2 separate regions of the Homo sapiens genome follow, and region 1 is linked to region 2. The links are chromatin contacts, found by Hi-C or POLR2A ChIA-PET in ENCODE. All regions are on one chromosome and are shown on one strand. Each heading gives the region's core, a stretch centred on a gene start or an enhancer-like site at or near the end of the contact. The rest is flanking DNA. Distances are from core to core; before and after follow the strand shown. Region 1 holds the start of SSTR1 (somatostatin receptor 1). Region 2 holds the start of PAX9 (paired box 9).

Region 1 (6,131 bases), core at 2,074-4,573, 1.5 Mb after region 2:
ATATAGGACATGCAAATTGAAATTATTTAGAATAATTTAAGTGTATAAGGAATTAATACACATGATGATATTCCTCAGCTAGTAAAGCTCTACTTATAAGGAGCTCACAGTTTATTTCTTTGCATCTACATTTTATAATCTAGAAAAGAGGAAAGTACTATCCATGGGATGCCTTGACAAAATAAAACAAGGTGATTTGGGGCAATTTTGTAGGTACTGCACTAGATGCTGGGGATAGAAAAATAAATAAAATGCAAGCCCCTGGTCTCCACAAGCTTACAAATTTATAAGAGGGTACAGACAAGTACACAAAAAGCCACAGTACAGTGTGATAAATATAATAATCAAAGTGTGCACCTGGTACATGATAGCACAGGAGAGTATAGCTTGTAGGAGAAAGTTACAGTGAGGGAAGAAAATCAGTCTGCTCAAGAATCTGCAACTTCCTAAATTGGAACATTTCATTTTCCCCTTTCTGGAAAACATCTCCTTCTTTTCTATCTATAAATGTTCATATCACAGAGGCATAGGAAAGATGGTAACCAAAGAGGGCTGGAGGACAGGTAACTTGTAGGGAGAAAACAAGCTCTTCCTAATCTTTTCAAGGTTTTAGACATGTGAACCTAAAAAGTTTTTAACAAGACAAGAAGATTGTTGAGTCCTGACTATTCACTGGCTGCGTTTTTTGCAAATTAAAGTGATCTCATGCCCATATCAGTTTTCCTTTTTCTTTGGAAATATTTACATTAAATTGAGATCTGAGGGGAAGATAGCGCTCTAACTGGGATCCTGCTTTTAATATAATTTGAAAATAGCTGCAACCCCAATCCACCTTCCTGGTGGCCCAGAAATGCCACCCTTTTTGTTTGTTTGTTTGTTTTTGTTGTTCATAGATTAGTTCACAAATACAATAATTAGAAATACATGACTGGGCTGAGCACGGTGGCTCACACGGGTAATACCAGCACTTTGTGAGGCTGAGACAGGAAAATTGCTTGAGCTAGGAATTCCACACCAGTCTGTGCAAGATAGGAAGACCCCATCTCTACAAAAACCTTAAAAATTAGCCAGGCATCGTGGGGCACACCTGTAGTCCCCAGCTACTCCAGAGGCTAAGGTGGGAGGATCACTTGAGCCTGAGACATCAAGGCTACAGTGAGCTGTGATTGTGCCACTACACTCCAGCCTGGGTGATAGAGCAAAACCCTGTCTCAAAATAATAATAATAATAATAATAATAATAATAATAATAATAATTTAAAAATAAATACATAACTGAAAAGATTTAATAATGCTGCATAGCTTATATCCATCTCAATCCCTCTCTTTGTCTTTCTCTCATGCTTTTTAAAATTGAAGTAAAACTCCCATAATATAAAATTTATAATTTTAGTCATTTTTGAAGTGTACAATTCAGGGATTTTTAGCATATTCACAATGTTATGCAATCATCACCACTATCTAATTCCAGAACATTTTCACCACTCAAAAAAGAAAGCTCATACCCATTAAGCAGTCCTTCCTCTTTCCCCTCTGCCCCCAGCCCCTGGCAACCACTAACGTACCTTGTCTGTATGTATTGCCTGCCCTGGGCATGTCATATAAATGGAATCATGCCACACGTGGCCTTTTGTGTCTGGCTTCTTTCCCTTTGCATAGTGTTTTCAAGCTTCGTCTACGCTGAAGCAGGTATTAGTACTTCATTTCTTTTTATGGTTGAATACTATTCCATTGTATGGATATACCACAATTTATTAATTCAGCAATTGATGGATATTTGGATTGTTTCTAATTTTTGGCTATTATGAATAGTGCTGCTATGAATGTTCATGCACAAGTTTTTGATTAAACACCTGTTTTCAATTTTGAGGAGTAAATAGAAGTGGAATTGCTGGCTCATATGGTCATTCTTTTAAACTTTTAAACTTTTTAAGCAATTGCCAAAATTTTTTTCTGAAGTTGCTGCATCATTTTTTATTCCCACCAGCAATGTATGAGTGTTCTAATTTCTCCACATTCTCACTAACGTTTATTTTTTGTTTTTAAAAATGTTCTTATAGCCATCCTAGTGGGTGAAAAGTGGCATCTCAAAAAAATAAAAATAAAAAGCATTCTCACGTCAGGTCTTAAGTTTTCTTCTTTTGTATATGAGGCCACAAAATTGAGAGAAATTTTCCCTAAGATGAGCTGAAAGTGAATTTAATGAAATTCTGAACAACAGAGCTGTTTTTCACTGACTCCCATCACACACTTCCCAAAGAGCAACCATGATCAAAGCCAAGGCATCTAAATAATGACTGTTGAAATCCAAGCTCCCAGAGGTACAGATAGTCAGGTGTCTTTAGTCAGTGATTGGCAGAGGCATCTAAGGCATTATATGAGGCTTGGCTAGTAAAATGCTCTTCTGGGATTCTGGGACAATACCCACTCTCTTTTCTTTTAACTTAATGAACATTTATTTTCTCTCCATATGTGCTGTATTTGTAAAGGAAAAATAAATATAACTAAACACCAATTGTACATTCCACTTTAAAGAAGGCAATTTGTTCAGGTAAAATAATGGGTTAAAACAGTTTCAGCCGTATGAAATTTCAAATTCCATCCTAGCACATTCCTCATTAATAATTGCACACATTCCTATGAAAGTCTGTCATTTATTTTAGTCTTTGATTGCTATCATCAACACACTACAGAAGTTATTCTTTCCTGTTCAAGACAATTAGTTTTGGGAACTAAAACACATGCAGTATATGTAAGTGATTACCTGGATAAAGCAACAGGGCATTAGGAAATATACTTTTTTGTTTTTAATTTCTGCATCCATTTCTTCATTCTGGACCGGTACAGATAGCCTCCATGAGGAGTTTAGCCTCTCCTTGGAGTAAACTCTACTGAGAGGAGGAAAACTGAGACTTACAGTACAGCGGGCACAGCCTGGTTGAGGAGAAGGAGAAACTAAGGAAAAACTGGAGACAGCAAAGCTTGAAGGAGGCAGAGCACTAAGCTGCTGCGGGTCACTCTTCCTGTGAACAGGCTAGTTTCAAATAAAGGCTTGCAGGGATCTTACCGAGCAAAGCAACGTTTATGAAAAGGAACAGGGAAGTTGCATGGAGTGTGATTCTTCCTTCCACAGGAACAGTTGGAAAGCCAAAGAGACCCTAGAGTAAGAATGGTGGTAAGTCCCAGGGTTCGTTTAAAATCCTGATAACGGAACATACATTCTTTCTTACGGGAAAACCGTTTTGATTCTTAAATGAAGTCAGTGAGCTTCAGGCTTGCCTACATTGATATCTCCTAATGGTTTGGGCACGTGACCCAGAGCCAGCTCACAAATCAAGCCTCAGAAAGAGCTGACATCCTAGCTCTTCCCGGAAAAACTCGAATGTCGCCCTGCCGTTCCTGGGGTTGGTGACAGGTCTGGTCATCGCACGGCGGCAGCTCCTCACCTGGATTTAGAAGAGCTGGCGTCCCCGCCCGCCCAAGCCTTTAAACTCTCGTCTGCCAGAACCCGCCAACTCTCCAGGGTACAAAGTACAGCAGGGACGCGGGTGGAGCCCTTCCAAGCGGCGCAGCCTTATCTTTCCCGAGTGAACACCTAGGTGGATTCCCAACACCGCGCCTGGCACGTTTCTGGAGGGAGTCTCAAGCTCCTCCAGAGCTCCCAGCTGCGCGTCCTCGTTTCTGCAGTCGATATTCCTGTGGGAGACACGGGGGGCTCTGAGCGCTACGAGCTTTATTAAGAGATTTGCGAATGGTTCACTCAGGTCCCTGAACACTCCCAATAGCCTAAGCTGCCTGCTGTGTTATAGCGCAGAAGCCCCTAACGCACGGTGGTTGTCCTTTCTTCTCATAACGCTCGCAGCTTAGGGCCAGTTTCCGCGATTCTAAGAGTAATTGCGTGGGCACCTGTGCTGGGGCCAGGCGCAAAGAAGGGAGTTGGTCTGCGCGAAGATCGTCAACCTGCTAACAGACCGCACATGCACTTTGCACCGACCATCTACGTCTCAGTCTGGAGGTTGCGCACTTTGGGTAAGGAGGGCCCGGAACTTCCCTGGCGGGTCTGAGCTGCAAGGCAAGCGAGGGTGGGAAGAGGGAATTTAGGGTTCTGGACTGCGGGACGGGAGAGAAGCTGGGGTCTCCAGAGAAAAGGGCAGCAATGGAGGGAAACTGAGATGAACTCCAGACATCCATGTTCATGGATCCGTTTGAGTCTTTGCTTTGGGTAGGAGAGGAGTGGAATGAGACAGAATCTATACCTTTGGTTCCCACCCGCCCTCCAGTAAGGCCGAGGAACTCTCTTGGTTCCTCTGAGAGCAAGAGGCAGATGGTGCTGCGAGGGAACCCCGGAAGGAGCCACTAAAGTTGAGCAGAGTGCAGGACTGGGAAGGAAAAAAATGGGGGGCGGGGGGGACAAGCCACCTATGTGCTCTCCTCCCTTTCTCCACCCCACCCCCTTTTTTCGTAGCTGCTGACGCGCTGGTGGTGCCTATTAATCATTTACCAGTCCAGAGCCGCGCCAGTTAATGGCTGTGCCGTGCGGTGCTCCCACATCCTGGCCTCTCCTCTCCACGGTCGCCTGTGCCCGGGCACCCCGGAGCTGCAAACTGCAGAGCCCAGGCAACCGCTGGGCTGTGCGCCCCGCCGGCGCCGGTAGGAGCCGCGCTCCCCGCAGCGGTTGCGCTCTACCCGGAGGCGCTGGGCGGCTGTGGGCTGCAGGCAAGCGGTCGGGTGGGGAGGGAGGGCGCAGGCGGCGGGTGCGCGAGGAGAAAGCCCCAGCCCTGGCAGCCCCACTGGCCCCCCTCAGCTGGGATGTTCCCCAATGGCACCGCCTCCTCTCCTTCCTCCTCTCCTAGCCCCAGCCCGGGCAGCTGCGGCGAAGGCGGCGGCAGCAGGGGCCCCGGGGCCGGCGCTGCGGACGGCATGGAGGAGCCAGGGCGAAATGCGTCCCAGAACGGGACCTTGAGCGAGGGCCAGGGCAGCGCCATCCTGATCTCTTTCATCTACTCCGTGGTGTGCCTGGTGGGGCTGTGTGGGAACTCTATGGTCATCTACGTGATCCTGCGCTATGCCAAGATGAAGACGGCCACCAACATCTACATCCTAAATCTGGCCATTGCTGATGAGCTGCTCATGCTCAGCGTGCCCTTCCTAGTCACCTCCACGTTGTTGCGCCACTGGCCCTTCGGTGCGCTGCTCTGCCGCCTCGTGCTCAGCGTGGACGCGGTCAACATGTTCACCAGCATCTACTGTCTGACTGTGCTCAGCGTGGACCGCTACGTGGCCGTGGTGCATCCCATCAAGGCGGCCCGCTACCGCCGGCCCACCGTGGCCAAGGTAGTAAACCTGGGCGTGTGGGTGCTATCGCTGCTCGTCATCCTGCCCATCGTGGTCTTCTCTCGCACCGCGGCCAACAGCGACGGCACGGTGGCTTGCAACATGCTCATGCCAGAGCCCGCTCAACGCTGGCTGGTGGGCTTCGTGTTGTACACATTTCTCATGGGCTTCCTGCTGCCCGTGGGGGCTATCTGCCTGTGCTACGTGCTCATCATTGCTAAGATGCGCATGGTGGCCCTCAAGGCCGGCTGGCAGCAGCGCAAGCGCTCGGAGCGCAAGATCACCTTAATGGTGATGATGGTGGTGATGGTGTTTGTCATCTGCTGGATGCCTTTCTACGTGGTGCAGCTGGTCAACGTGTTTGCTGAGCAGGACGACGCCACGGTGAGTCAGCTGTCGGTCATCCTCGGCTATGCCAACAGCTGCGCCAACCCCATCCTCTATGGCTTTCTCTCAGACAACTTCAAGCGCTCTTTCCAACGCATCCTATGCCTCAGCTGGATGGACAACGCCGCGGAGGAGCCGGTTGACTATTACGCCACCGCGCTCAAGAGCCGTGCCTACAGTGTGGAAGACTTCCAACCTGAGAACCTGGAGTCCGGCGGCGTCTTCCGTAATGGCACCTGCACGTCCCGGATCACGACGCTCTGAGCCCGGGCCACGCAGGGGCTCTGAGCCCGGGCCACGCAGGGGCCCTGAGCCAAAAGAGGGGGAGAATGAGAAGGGAAGGCCGGGTGCGAAAGGGACGGTATCCAGGGCGCCAGGGTGCTGTCGGGATAACGTGGGGCTAGGACACT
Region 2 (6,069 bases), core at 1,419-3,918:
TGAGTCCAGAGTGAGCAGTGTAACCAGGCGGCAGACTCCAGCTGACCCTTGTTCTTGTTCTAGGTCCTGCATCCTTACATTCATCGGGACTGACCAGACCTTAGTGTTCTCTCTTTTCCTTCCTTCATCCTCTTTCTCTGCCTCAGATCCGTCGTCTCTCGGTCGGTCTCAGCGGGTCGCTGACTACCTCGCCCTAGCACTCGGTCCGCGCCCCGGGAAGGCTTCAGCATCACCCTCTTCTGCTGGGATCCCGCTGACCCTGTCTGCAGCTTCGGCTTCTCTTGCTCCCAGAGCGGGGTCTTCGGCTTGCCGCGGATACTTAGTGGCCCAAAACACCTAAAATTGACTCTTCCTGCGCTCTTGAGAATGCCAAGAGCACCCAGTACCTGCAACCGCCGGCATGAGTGGGGCCTGCGGGGAGCCGCCAGAGCTGCGGACAGGCCCCCTGCCCACTGAGTTGCTACCCCTGGCACGCCCAGGGGATCCGCAGCAGCTGAGGCCACATGGTCACAGCCAAGTTCAGCAGGTGGAAAGGGAGAGATGGCATTGAACCTATGTGAGAACTGGGAAGATGTGTGGCAGCTGAAGGAGTTGGTAGGAACAAGAGGGAGTTGTATGTTACCTCCATATAACCAGAGCTCTAAACCATATCAGTTTCTGAACCAGTCTAGGCTGGTGCTGCAGAACTGCTAAAGCTCTCGCAGAGTCCCCAGACCCCCCGCGGGACATGAGGTCTTGCCTGTTCGTATGCGAACATCCTTGTACCCGCCTAGCAGCCCTGCAGACTGCAAATTTTCCCTGGGTGCACGGAAGTAGAGCAGATTTGGCGCAGAGGTCGATACTCACTGCCTGTCTGTGAGGGGGGAGGAGGATTCCTTCCTGGTCAAGTTGCCGGGCATGTTCATTCCCTCCCGCAAGCCTAAGGCAGAGTCATAAGCTCCCCTACGATGCGGCAAAGTCTCAACTAATTTATCTACCAGCCTTAAGAAGGAGCTGCTGCTTCTAAAATCTTTAGATTTCCGAAGGCTCTCCTTGTGTAAAAATGCCAGGCGGTGCCACACGATGTCACCCAACAGGTATTGGAGGTCAGACCAGGCTGAAATTGCTATCAAGTCAAACTTCAAGAAGATTTTAAACATTTGAAACCAACCAACAAAAAGGGACAAGTTCAAGTATGTCTAGTTGTGGGATTTCCCCCAAGATTCCGATTCTAAAGAGTGGTGTTTTAGTTCATCTTTACCTTTCACATCCTCCATTCTGTTAGGTAATTTTGAATTTAGAGTGCATCCTAACCATAGAAGTGGGAATCTGGAGATCTGTTCCTTTGCAGAAGCATGGCTGATCATAGTTTTTTCCTGGGTTCTTGCAACTTACTGACCTGAGATCTGGGACCAGTCAGCTTCTCTGGGTGTAGACCGCAGCCACACACATCCCTGGGGACTGTTGGGGAAGCAGCCTGAATCCTGTGTGCACAAGGAGCCTTCTGGATTGTCAAGTAGCAGTAACAGAGTTCACGACCCCAAGCAGTACAAACTCCCAAATTCACGAAAATATTTCTCTTCTTGTTTATTATTTTGATTCACATTCTCCACAACCCTAACTGCAAATATTAATAACTTTGGCTGCAAAAAAGCATACGGTACACTTTAGATTAGACTTACAGTGAATAAAAGTGAAAATTCAGAAGTAGGCAGAACGACAGGGCCTCTGGAGCTTAATGGAAGACGAGGGAATTACATCCATGTGCAGCGTCGGTGTCCACTGTCTTGGGACTAAGTCTCTTTCATATTTAAACAAAACTCTTTCGAGAGGGCTCGCTGGTTTGGAGAACCCTCACAAACGCTGCCACCGAGGGCCAGGGGCCCAGGACAGTGGCTGAATGTGGCAGAGCCTTGGGCTCCGTAGTGAGTGCCCCACGCACTGGCAATTGGTCGACTTGGGGCTGTGCGCTAGCGTTAGCCGCCTGTGGTTCAGTTCCCCGCACACGGCGTGGCCCGTGCCTCGAGCCTGTGTGGCTAGTGGTTGGCCGGTCCACCTGGACTGGGGGGTCGCCGCAGGAAGCTGGCGGTAGGAGGAACCTCCCTGGCCTTAACAGTGGCCCCCACCTGTGGCTCGGGCTCCCCGCAACCTCCTGGTTTCTTTGGCCGGCCTATCTTCTCACACCTGCGCTCTCGCCACCTGGCATGGACTGAAGTGAGGTAGAATCGGCAGGTGACACAGATCCTCTCCTGACAGTCCCCAGAGGCCCGCATGACAGATTTTGCTAAGACAACTCCCTCACCCCTGTGCACGGTGGCGCCCGCCTCCCACCTATAGCCTTAACTTCAATTCTGAGATGTCCATCGTTCCCCGGAGGAGGTCTCCTCGGGCCCCTTCTCCCTTCGAGTCATTCACATTCAGACCAAACGCTTTCATTTGTTTATTCAGCATTTTACCAGCCTGATTTTGCTGTCTTTTTGTGCCGCTTCTGGGAAGATGTCAAACACCCATTTTCATTGTATTTAGTCACCCAGGTGGGGAGCTAGCCTGAAAGAGACAGCGGAAGGAGTTTCCTGGACTGCGCTGTCGCTCACCGACCCGCACCAATCACCATGCAGCTTGCCCTCGGACCCGCCCCTTTTAGGGCGTGTCCCCAGTGAGTGATAGACGGAGCCGCCCTGCCCTGCTCAGCCCAGCCCACGTTGCTGCTTAGATTGAAATGCAGAACTCAAGCCTCTTTCATCGGGGCACAGACTTCCTTTTACTTCTTCCTTTTGCCCTCTCGCCTCCTCCTCCTGGGAAGAAGCGGAGGCGCCGGCGGTCGGCCGGGATAGCAACAGGCCGGGCCACTGAGGCGGTGCGGAAAGTTTCTGTCTGGGAGTGCGGAACTGGGGCCGGGTTGGTGTACTGCTCGGAGCAATGGGTGAGTGGCGGCGGGGGACTCTGTCAGAGCCGGGAAGGGAGGGAGGGAGCGAGCGGGCAAGGGAGGGAGGGAGGGAGGGAGCGCGAGGGCGCGCGCCACTAGGCGCTCACATTCTCTATTGACTTTGCTCGTGTTCCTACAAGTTGTAGGAACACGCTAAGGGTCAGCGGCGCACAGCAGTTCAATGTGAACGCTGGCTACTGGGTGGCTGTTGATGCCATTTTCTGATTTTAAGAGAAGGGAGCTGTGGCATCAGCGAGCCCCTCAGCCCGAGTAGCAAACCAAGTTTTGTTTCACACGCGCGCACACATGCAAACAAAACAGGAAAAGAAAAGAAAAGAAAACAAACAACAACAAATAAAACACCCTCTAGCTTCCCCTAGACTTTGTTTAACTGGCCGGGTCTCCAGAAGGAACGCTGGGGATGGGATGGGTGGAGAGAGGGAGCGGCTCAAGGACTTTAGTGAGGAGCAGGCGAGAAGGAGCACGTTCAGGCGTCAAGACCGATTTCTCCCCCTGCTTCGGGAGACTTTTGAACGCTCGGAGAGGCCCGGCATCTCACCACTTTACTTGGCCGTAGGGGCCTCCGGCACGGCAGGAATGAGGGAGGGGGTCCGATTGGACAGTGACGGTTTGGGGCCGTTCGGCTATGTTCAGGGACCATATGGTTTGGGGACAGCCCCAGTAGTTAGTAGGGGACGGGTGCGTTCGCCCAGTCCCCGGATGCGTAGGGAGGCCCAGTGGCAGGCAGCTGTCCCAAGCAGCGGGTGCGCGTCCCTGCGCGCTGTGTGTTCATTTTGCAGAGCCAGCCTTCGGGGAGGTGAACCAGCTGGGAGGAGTGTTCGTGAACGGGAGGCCGCTGCCCAACGCCATCCGGCTTCGCATCGTGGAACTGGCCCAACTGGGCATCCGACCGTGTGACATCAGCCGCCAGCTACGGGTCTCGCACGGCTGCGTCAGCAAGATCCTGGCGCGATACAACGAGACGGGCTCGATCTTGCCAGGAGCCATCGGGGGCAGCAAGCCCCGGGTCACTACCCCCACCGTGGTGAAACACATCCGGACCTACAAGCAGAGAGACCCCGGCATCTTCGCCTGGGAGATCCGGGACCGCCTGCTGGCGGACGGCGTGTGCGACAAGTACAATGTGCCCTCCGTGAGCTCCATCAGCCGCATTCTGCGCAACAAGATCGGCAACTTGGCCCAGCAGGGTCATTACGACTCATACAAGCAGCACCAGCCGACGCCGCAGCCAGCGCTGCCCTACAACCACATCTACTCGTACCCCAGCCCTATCACGGCGGCGGCCGCCAAGGTGCCCACGCCACCCGGGGTGCCTGCCATCCCCGGTTCGGTGGCCATGCCGCGCACCTGGCCCTCCTCGCACTCCGTCACCGACATCCTGGGCATCCGCTCCATCACCGACCAAGGTAGGGGCTCAGAGGCTGGGCGTGTGGATGTGCAGCGTCTGCCCCCGCACTCTCGCGGAGGTCCCAGTATCTGCAGCCTCAGGGACACTGTCTTTCCCACCACCTGAGGCTTTTTCCTTTGGAAACGTAAGGAGTCTTCCTAGGGGGTGTTCTGATCTCATTAACTTGAAACTCATGCCCCTGGTTTCCTTGCCACACACAGTCTTCTGCCTCATCTCAAACTACCAGACCCATAACATCCCCCCATCCCCAACACATGGTTCGCATTTTCCACCCTCCCCCGCCTCTCGCGCCGAGGCAGCCTCAGCCCGGCTTGCTCACTTGGAGAGTGCGGCCGGGGCTGGACTTGGGGCGCAGCCCGGGAGGCCCGAGCCTGCTTGGGGCTGCCGGCTGCAGACTCCGCTGTGGGCAGAGCAGCTTGCTTGGGGATCACTACGGCCGGGAGAAGTCTGGCCGGGAGGAGTCCAGCACGCCTTGGAAATTGAAGTATTCTCCGATTCTGGTAATCAGGCCAAATTTGCTCAGGCAGGAAGTTCAAATGTCACCTAATTGGTTTCGTTCTTATGCTTCACTTCATTTTCCTCGGAAATGGAGGTCCCGAAGTTACTACTAGTAACTTGCATGTAACTCATTCCCAGACGAAGTCATATTCACATTCTCTCTCTCTCTCTTTCTCTCTCCATTCACTTTCTAACTTAACAGACTTCACTGTATATATCTTAGGAAGGGAAGTGGCATCAGCCACTGCAGTGATGGAGATAAAATGCAGGCAATTCCATGCTGTCCTTTTACTGTTCTTTTCAGTTTTCCCTGAGCCTGCCACTTTCCTTTGGGGTCCCCGGGTCCCCGGGTCCCCGAGAATGCAAGTGGATATCTATCTAGTTCCTGCATGTTTTAAGCAGTGCCACCCCACTGTTTCTTTCCTTTCTCACCCCTGACCTTGCCTAGTCCTAAGCGTCCTTTCTGCCTTGTCAGAAGGATTCCCCGAGCCCTCCTGCCCAGTCCGGCTTCCGCAGGAGACCTGAGTTTGTTTTCTTTTACTGAGTTTTTTTTTTTTTTTTTAAGGCGTTAACTTTTTTCTTGGTAGGGAGAAAAGAAAGTCTGAATGACCTAGATGCAGAATTTAAATAATGTGTAGATAGTCCACTTTCTTAATTTCTCAGCCTAAAGTTTTAAAAGTGTAGAGGAAAAATTAAATAGGAAAGGGGGAAATAGTTTCTTTAATTACTTCCTGCCTTTCTTGGTTGCCACCACATTGGCACAATTATCTTTTTAAGTAATTAAAGCAGGGCTCTGATTTCTCATCTTCTTGTTTTCTGACTGCAAGTTTACAAGAGCCCAGTTTTGTCTTATTTGGAGCTACTTGGAGCCATAGTTGGAGAGAGTTTGCCCTTGATTTATAGGATAAACTGACCTCACTGACATTTAAAGGAAGCCCCTGTTCATGGGAAAGTGTGAGATCAGCAGAAATGGGGGCTCACAGGGGGATCTCAATTTCTTAAGATAACTTCAAGCTTGTGCCCACCGACTGCCTTTTGTCTGGGAAGGCAAAGACAGACAGGCAGTTCTGGACCAAAACACAGTTTCCTGGTGCAAATGGGACTCAATCTAATTCTTGGGGGTGGTAGAGGAGGAGACATAGTGAAAAAAAAAAAAAAAAAAAAAGGCTGACAGAGTTTAAAAGAAAACTTTTCCTGCCTAGGGATCCTACCATCAGAGCAAATGTCAGTTGGGAAA

The links. A loop is a pair of places that touch in the nucleus more often than their neighbours do. ChIA-PET counts read pairs that join two places held with the same protein, here RNA polymerase II (POLR2A). Pooled maps may share reads with other maps.
Region 1: a pooled map shows a loop between it and region 2 (19-fold over the local background). The contact joins the promoter of SSTR1 here to the promoter of PAX9 in region 2. A Hi-C loop is called at or near these places in 7 of 50 pooled maps. POLR2A ChIA-PET finds 5 or more read pairs at or near these places in 2 of 52 experiments (activated CD4-positive, alpha-beta T cell and activated T-cell).

The regions. Positions count from the first base shown.
Region 1 is chr14:38,204,581-38,210,711 of GRCh38, forward strand. It overlaps SSTR1 (somatostatin receptor 1), which reads left to right and starts at 3,324. Exons shown (of 3, transcript NM_001049.3): 1 at 3,324-3,524; 2 at 3,863-4,029; 3 at 4,466-6,131. The coding sequence starts at 4,810. The coding sequence ends at 5,985. LOC124903303 (a long non-coding RNA gene) reads right to left here and starts at 4,707. Exons shown (of 2, transcript XR_007064117.1): 1 at 4,502-4,707; 2 at 2,635-3,696. RefSeq lists enhancers at 3,126-3,787, 4,771-5,474, 5,475-6,131.
Region 2 is chr14:36,659,192-36,665,260 of GRCh38, forward strand. PAX9 (paired box 9) reads left to right here and starts at 2,669. Exons shown (of 4, transcript NM_001372076.1): 1 at 2,669-2,902; 2 at 3,706-4,332. The coding sequence starts at 2,899. RefSeq lists a promoter at 1,403-2,600, a cis regulatory region at 1,860-2,372 and enhancers at 3,137-3,648, 3,649-4,158, 4,159-4,669.